Regions from separate parts of the Homo sapiens genome. Here region 1 is linked to region 2. A link is an interaction called in ENCODE POLR2A ChIA-PET data of the cell type or tissue named here. Cell type or tissue: PC-9. All regions are shown on one strand. Links, peaks and the distances in the headings refer to the core of each region. The heading gives the core; the rest is flanking DNA.

Region 1 (4,278 bases), core at 629-3,128, 670 kb after region 2:
AGGGATCTGGATCGGTTCATCCAAGAAGAAGGATACGGAGCTCTTCTGATTCAGGGTCAATTCCATTTCCTTGTCTGTCAAATGGAAAAATATTCTGTTTACCCTCTAGCATCCCTTCTAGCATACAGATCTACGATATTAAAATATTGCTCTTTTCAGGCCTAGGCATAGGGTAAGACGAAACTAACCCACAGCAGAAGGTTATGAGAAGGCTAGCGATACTCTCTTCAGGGAAGTAGGTCTAGTTATTAAAAAACCATATTCAGAAACATAGTAAACTACCAATGCTAACAAATATTAACATTGCTTTATTTAGTCAATTAATTACTTATTTTAATTCAGTATGATGATCACTTACACAAAATGTGTGTGTTGGGGACAGTAGCATGCTGATAAACTGGCTCTTTAGAGAAACAAACGAAGCCCTGAACTGTAGTGTTTGCAGATTTTCATGGTGTAAATAGTCCTACTGTAGCTAGTTGCAAGGTATGAACCTGATGTCACTGGATCCCTTGACAGGGAACTGGGAACATGTGTACAATTGGCTCTCGAGGGCCAGCTCAGGATCCAACACACCCCTAGTTGGGTACAGTCTGAGCAATGTCAAGATTTGTTGAAATCAGCTTAAATTCCTATATTACGATTTTATTTTCTCCTTTCACTATTTGTGACAGGAAGACCTAGTCTGACACATATTTTGAGACTCAACTCCTATCAGTGGAGAGTAAGCAGTAAAATCACTTCAAACCAGAATGGAGTCCAGCCATCTGGCCCTTCTCCTGCAGGGCAGAAAATCATGGTGGTAAGCAGACCTTTAAGCTCTCCTCACTACAAGCCACTTGACCGCCTAACTGCTGTGGTGGCCTGTGCTGGCAGCAGCCCCATTTCCATCACACACTTACTGAGCTATATGCCAGTTACCCAGCTCAACCCACAGCCCATGACACGTATTCAATAAATGTTAATCAAATACAAATTCATTCTCTAACAAGGTCTTGAATGCCCATCATTAAAACACTGTAGTTTCTGTTCTAATGAAAGTCAAGTAGATCCAACAGACTGCTGGTCAGCTGAGTGGAGAAAGAAAGTAATGGGCGATGTCCGGAAGGATAAACACCATCCTCTCTAACAATGGCCAGACTCATTCTGCTGACATAAGGGAAGATGAAATTAACCCACAGCAGAAGGTTCTGGGAAGGCTAAAGGTACTCTTTTCAGGGAAGGTAACTCTAGTGATTTAAAAACACATTCAGAAACATCATTATCTCTACTGACAAGCAGTGGTCCTGGGGAACCTACCTAGACTAGAAGCTGTAAGGCCCATTATCCTTGTACAAATTCGTTTCCTCATCGTTTTTTTGTGTTTTTTTTTTTTTTTTTTTTTTTTTTTGAGACAGAGTTTCGCTCTTGTCACCCAGGCTGGAGTGCAATGGTGAAATCTCAGCTCACTGCAACCTCCACCTCCCAGGTTCAAGCGATTCTCCTGCCTCAGCCTCCTAAGTAGCTGGGATTACAGGTGCATGCCACTATGCCCAGCAAGTTTTTGTATTTTTAATAGAGACGAGGTTTCACCATGTTGGCCAGGCTGGTCTCAAACTCTTGACCTCAGGTGATTCACCAGCCTCAGCCCCCCAAAGTGCTGAGATTACAGCGTGAGCCACCACACCTGGCCAGTTTCCTCCTCTTTAAAACAAGGACATCAATGCCTATTTGTGCAGATTCAGTGAAACAGCATACACCGTGCCTAGCCCTAGGTCAAGGACACGAAGGTTTAGTAAATGGCAGATGTTATGATGACTATTACATTCATGTAAGTCTCCACATCCCTTTTTTCTATCTTCTCATACCTTCATATTGACTCCCTGCTGGTAAAAACGCATCTCTAAGCCCTATCAAAAATATTGATCTGCTGCCCCCTTTCTGAGGTGTCTGGGAATTGTTTTGTGTTACGGTTCCAAGCTGCTTGAACTGTAGGCAATAAGTAAAATCTTCCTTGGCTGGTGGGACATTCTGTAGGGTCACAATTTCAGCATTTTGCCTTGTGGACTGTGCTAGATAGGACAATGGCCCCCTAAAGATGTCTACATCCTAATCCCTAGAACCTATGACTGTGTTACCTTACATGGCAAAAGAGACTTTATTGATGCAATTAACTTAAGGATTTTAGATGGGGAGATTATTCTGCATTAACTGGGTGAGCCCAGTTTAATCTGCAGGGTCCTGTGAGAAGGGGACATGAGGGTCAGGATCAGAGAAGAAGATTGGATGATGGAAGCAGAGGTGGGGTGATGAGGCCAGGAGTCGGGGAGGGCTGGCAGCCTCTAGAAATTGAAAAAGGCAAGGAATGGAATGTCCCCTAGAGCCTCCAGAAGCATCCAGCCTCACTGGCTTGCTGGCACCTTGACTTTGGTCCAGTGAGACAGATTTTTGACTTCTGTCGTCAGAACTGTAAGATAACAAATTGTTTTAAGCCACTAAGTTTGTGATAATTTATAATAGAAGGAATAGGAAATTAATACAAAGGCAAATAATAAAACACGGGTCATGAGTCCCAGAAGGGGAGCAATCCTTCCTCTCCAAACCCCATATGTGAGAGGAAAGGACACAGTCTCCTTGGTCTATGACCGTGTCACTTCCTCAGGTGAGACACTTTTACAGCAGGAAAGTACGGGTCACCAACCAGTCCTCAAACCTTTCAATATTATAGCTTAAGTCAGGGATAGGAAAGGAAGAAAGTTAAGTGTGCAAAAAGCTGTAAGCCATCAGTATTGTGGAAGTCAGGTGATTACATGTATATACACATAAATACATTACATACACTTAGATATACATAAAATATATAAAGGTTATATACTTATATATACTTTAGAGTGGCATATATACTTCTATATATACATAGTATATATAGTATATATACTTCTACATATACATAGTATACATAGTATATATATAGTATATAGAAGTATATAAATATATATAAGTGTATACGTGGTATATACTTACATATACTTATATACTTCTATATACTTTCTATATATACTTTAAGTATATACTTTATATATACTTTATAATATATATACTTCACGTATATATACACTATATATAAAGTATGTATAATATGCATAGTATATTTTATATTATACATATTATACATACTTTATTATATTATATATTTTATAATGTATATATTATATAATATGTACACAATATGCATATTCAATTATATATAATAAAGTAATAATATATTATAATATATAAGATATTTTTATAATGTATATAATATATAATACATATTATTTTAATGCATATAATATAATATATAATTATAATATATGATATATAACATCACAATGTATAGAGTATGTAACATATATTATTATAATATATATAGTATATATTATTATAATGTATATAATATATAATACATTATTATAATGTATATTATATATTTATTATTATGTATATAATATATAATATTATGATGTACATGATATGTATATTACATATTATATATACATACTTTATAATATATAAAGTATGTATAATATGTATACCTTATAATACATGCTATATATACTTTATATAAAGTACATATACTTCATAATATATGTACTATTTATACTTTATCATATATAATATCATATATAAATTATATACATTATACTTTACATATATACTTTATGTATACATATACTTTATATACATATATACAGTATATATATTTCAAGTATGTATAATTAGGTGTAAATATACTTTATAATATATATTATACTTTACAGATATACTTTATATATACATATTTTTATATACATAAATACTTCAAATATATGTATATATAAAGTATATACTTTAAATATATAAATACATAAAAAGTGTGTGTGTACATATACGTATGTATATAAAGTGTATATATATATAAACTGTATGTGTACACACACACACACATACACACACTTATGTTAAAAGTTCAGAGTAATGACACTGTGAGTGGATGAAGAAAGCTAAGTAAGTGATTTTCCAAACAGATACTGAAGAGGAATTAGAAAACAAATGACCTCAACTGAATTATGGCCTCATTTTTGAGGAATGAACTGTAGGCCCTGAATTGTAGTGTTCAGGAATGAAAGCTCCGGCTTAGAGTGCATAAGGAATTCTGTGAAACCACTGGAAACCATTTGGTAAGAAATAACCCCTCCTGGCAGCAGGACTCAGGCTCTTTCATGACCTCACCGGGAGTGTAGCGTGAGTTCCTGTGATCCCAACTGGCCCTACCCACCG
Region 2 (4,278 bases), core at 948-3,447:
CACATTGGCTTTTTCCGCTAGTCCCATTTTTCAGGTTAGACAACTGAGCACCCAGAATTTTTGTTTGTTCTCCACCAAAGCGCTCACAGTGGCCCAGTAAGACCTATGGGATAAATTTAGAGTCTCTTCCCAGGGGATGCCATCAAATACACACTTTGTCCATCTCCTCTTTTTGTTTTACTCCAGTTTTTCTGGGGATGGAGGGTGGAATTCAAGCACGGATGAATTTCCAAGACTGGCACAACACACATGCTGGGAAACCTTTTTTCCCTCCTCCTTCTAAAATCAAAAGGACAGTTTTTATCCCAACAGCAAAGCCGTGGGTTTGGACAGACTCAGATCCCCAGACCTCCCTCGAAGTCACAGCTGGGGGAACAGGGACAGTGGCAGCGACAGGTCCATAATGACATGCATCCTCTAAAAGAGCCACTGAAGCAAGAGTTGGAGATGGGAGAGAGAGAGGCAAGAACTCTCCCTCCCACACCCACACCCACACCCACACCCAGAGATGCCTCCACCCTATCCCCAGGGCCTCTGCCGGGGCCCCTGGCCTCCGCTGTGCGCTTACCTCAGCCTAGCCCCGGGGCCCAGGGAGGCCACAGCTCCCGGAGGACAGGCGGCACTGAGCCGGAAGCCAGCGCTGCCGCCTGTGCCAGGCAAGGGTGCCCTGACCTCCCTCTCCAAAGCCGACCTTGGGAGAGGAGAGGAGAGCTGATGTCACATTCACAGGTTCCAAGCAGCGCCTCCCCCCCAACACTCCCGCGGAAGAAAGGTGGCCTGGGAAATATGTCTTGGCAGGGACTCCCCCTACTTTTTTTTTTTTAACCTTTTGGCAACTTTGACCAAACACTGACAACAGTCAGGACCAACATGTTCTCAAGGCCCCTACCCGGAAACCACCGCCCATGCCCTCCCCAATATTCTCAGGTCCAGCCTGGGTTCTACTTCAGCTGGAGTCCCTTCTCCCACCCCACTCCACGCCACCCCACCTTGCTGAGGCTGCCCCTGCAGGTTCCAGCAACGCCCAGCCTTCAGGTGGAGAAGTGGGGCAAAATGAAACTGCCCAAGCGCCTCCAACAGCACTCACCACGCCCCGTCTGTGTCATCCCGTGAATATGAATTGGAAACACAAAACGTGGCCAGCCATCCGCCCACACCTGGCCCTTCTCGAGCTCGGGGAAAGTAAATAGTAAGGAAGAATGCAGGATTTCAGACCTGGAAGGGCCCCACCGTGCCAAATATAATGGTGCCCCTGTCTCTTTGAATCCTGAATTTGCAAGACGTGTGCCTGCGCGCGCGCGCGCGCGCCTGTGTGTGTGTGTGTGTGTGTGTGTGTGTGTGTGTGTGTGTGAGAGAGAGAGAGAGAGAGAGAGAGGGAGAGAGAGAGAGATAGGAGAAGAGAAGAGAGAGAGAGAATTTCCGTGTCTTTTTCTTTGTGTGTCAGGGGCGAGGGGTGGCACCTGCCTTCTCTGTCCATCTCTCCATTTCTCCCTCTGGCAGCAGCTCCCTTTTCCTCCTGTAGGGGCAGAGGGAAGCCCCATTCAAGCCCACAGAAGGCAGCTAGGGCACTGCCAGGCAGCCTCCCAGCAAGACATTTTCCCAAGAATCAAGAAATGAGGGGAGAAGGAGAACCCCAACAAACCAGTTTTACAAGCTTGATGCCCCCACCCCTCCTCCACTTAAGGCACTGCTAGACAGAGATGCGGGGAGAAGAACTAGAGGTGAAAAGAGCTGGACAAAGGAGTGAATATGAAGGATAGCTTCATAGCCCCACCCCACCCCTCAGAGGACTGCAGGGGGAAAATGCTCCTTTTGGCCACAGTCACTCTCAGAAAGGGAAGGGAAGGAAGGGAGAGATGTAAAGAGGAGGATTTTTTTTTTTCCCCAATAGAAAGTTTGCTGTGGCTGTTCTTGCCTTTTTTTTTTTTCTCAATTTTAATTTTTTTGGGGACAGGGTCTCACTCTGTCTCCAAGGCTGGAGTGCAGTGGTGCAGTTATAGCTCACTGCAGCCTCAACCTCCTGGGCTCAAGTGACACTCCTACTTCAGCCTCCTGAGTAGCTGGGACAACAGGCTCAAGCCACCATGCCCAGCTAAGTTTTAAAATTTTTTCGTAGAGATAGGGATCTCACTATGTTGCCTAGGCTGGTCTTGAAATCCTGGCCTCAAGCAATCCTCTTACCTTGGCCTCCCACAGTGCTGTGATTACAGGCGTGAGCCACCACTCCTGGCCTATTCTTGCTTTTGAGGCTACACTTGAATGCTGGAAAGTATTTGATAAAACTATTTTTTATGTATTTCTTTCTGTATCTCTGTATTAATAGATATCTATAAATAAAACATGCTGAGCCCCCAATACAGATACTACACAGTAGCAAATTGTACTGTTTTTAGCATTCTCCAGCTTTCCTTTCTCAACTTTTGCGTAATAAAATTTGTAACTTTGCCAAGCCAATAAATTTGGTATGAGATGTTGCATTTAGCTCAGCAAAGCTAACAGTCGTTAAGTTGCTTGAAAATCACACAAAGAATGAGGAAGTATTTTATCATAGGCAAAGTGAAGCTATCCACACCACTAGGCCTGATTTAGTCTTGGGTTGGTAACTATTATACATTTCTACTCTATGTAGCACTTTTGTGAAAAAATGTGTAATATAGTTATTAGGCCTGTGACACATCACACATCTCCAGGAGCTATGAAGAAACACAGCTTCTCCCTATAGTCCAAAAAATAATGGTTGATTTAGCACAGGAAATATGATGGTCAATGTAAATTCATCCTGTACATTTTAAAAACATACAACATATGCATCTCTATTTCTTGGACACTCATCCATAGGATAATCATAGATAGCAAGTGTTTATTTAAAAGAGTATTTCCAATTCTCTAATCTAGCATTTCCCAAAGTTCAGTTATTCATTAAACTGCTTCACAATTTTTACCATATTTGGGTGCCACCTGTACATTTTTACTTAATATTTTCCTTTTAACTGACTTGTTTCTTTTACATGAATAATTTTAAGAAAATTTTATATCATTACTATCTTAAGCAATAATGTACATGAAATTATGGTTGGTATGCTTAAATAATCCATATGAAATCATGGTTGGTATGGTTAAAAAAACTACATGAAATCATAGTTTAATACATGCTAAACATTTAATCATTATACATTCATTAAGCTATTAAAAATAAAAATGTTTGGCTGGGCATGGTGGCTCACACTTGTAATCCCGAGGCCGAGGCAAGTGGATCACCTGAGGTCAGGAGTTCGAGACCACCCTGACCAACATGGAGAAATCCCATGTCTACTAAAAATTCAAAATTAGCCAGGCATGGTGGCGCATGCCTGTAATCCCAGCTACTCAAGAGGCTGAGGCAGGAGAATCATTGAACCCGGGAGGCAGAGGTTGTGGTGAGCCGAGATTGCGCCACTGCACTCCAGCCTGGGCAACAAGAGTGAAACTCCATCTAAATAAAATAAAATAAAAATGTTCGTACATGTATCTTCTATGCCCACACAGACATGCTCACCACCCTTGGGGAACATGCTCACCACAGTTCCATCAACTGCAATATCTTATACCTTCTTGTTTAAGAATTAAGCCCTGTTTCAATTCCTGTCTCTGACCTTTACTTTCAAGATAACTTTCAAATATTCCACACAAAAATGCTCCTACAGATGCATCTCAAAAAACAGATGTTCCGGCATCCAGAATCTAGAAAAACAAAAGGTTCACATCCCAAAAAGTTTTTAACGGATACCTCCCCTTGGCTTCTTGCTCCAGTGCTGCAGCAGTTATCTTTTATCTCCCTTCCCACTCTCTATTTAAATCTCCTCTCTGAGTGCCACTGACACACATGCATGCACACATCTGAACCTATAAATTAGACTAAGAGAAAATAATGATATGATTATGTATTAATAATTCATGATTAATAATTATATTAGGATATTATTGTTTGTTAATTATTATTATTAATATTAGAATCATATTTCACACATCTCAGAAAAATGTGATAGCCAGTGGCTGCCTCCTCATCTTTTAAATGTTCATTCTATGTCATGAGTGACATCCGAAACTAAAGGGACTCTGATGCAGGGAAAGACCACTTGAGGGTGAGGGGAGTTGAGTCAAGTCACTTCATTAAGTCTAATTTGTGAAGTCATTTTAAACAAGCTTTCCATGTGTCTGAATGAGATGCTAAAAGGAACTAATTCTGGAGGGAAGGTTTCATAGAAATACGGCAGCTACCTTCATGGTTTCTTTCTTTCT

Evidence for each region. Peaks named below come from ENCODE experiments on the same cell type or tissue, not always from the same donor. Only the 100,000 strongest peaks of a DNase experiment are listed, where the experiment ranks them.
Region 1: POLR2A ChIA-PET joins it to region 2 with 6 read pairs; 3 of 35 experiments call an interaction of 5 or more read pairs at or near these places.

The regions. Positions count from the first base shown.
Region 1 is chr6:11,616,372-11,620,649 of GRCh38, reverse strand. No RefSeq gene overlaps it. Among named protein-coding and RNA genes, the nearest start is that of TMEM170B, 81 kb to the right of the region's middle. In PC-9, for the core only: a CTCF peak has its summit at 1,898; no DNase peak of the experiment used is centred there.
Region 2 is chr6:12,284,786-12,289,063 of GRCh38, reverse strand. It overlaps a transcript of EDN1 not described here. Among named protein-coding and RNA genes, the nearest start is that of EDN1, 3.4 kb to the left of the region's middle. RefSeq lists enhancers at 94-594, 595-1,095. In PC-9, for the core only: CTCF peaks have their summits at 1,328 and 1,533; DNase peaks (open chromatin) are centred at 1,053, 1,583, 2,133 and 2,503; H3K4me3 peaks cover 1,336 bases; H3K27ac peaks cover 2,432 bases.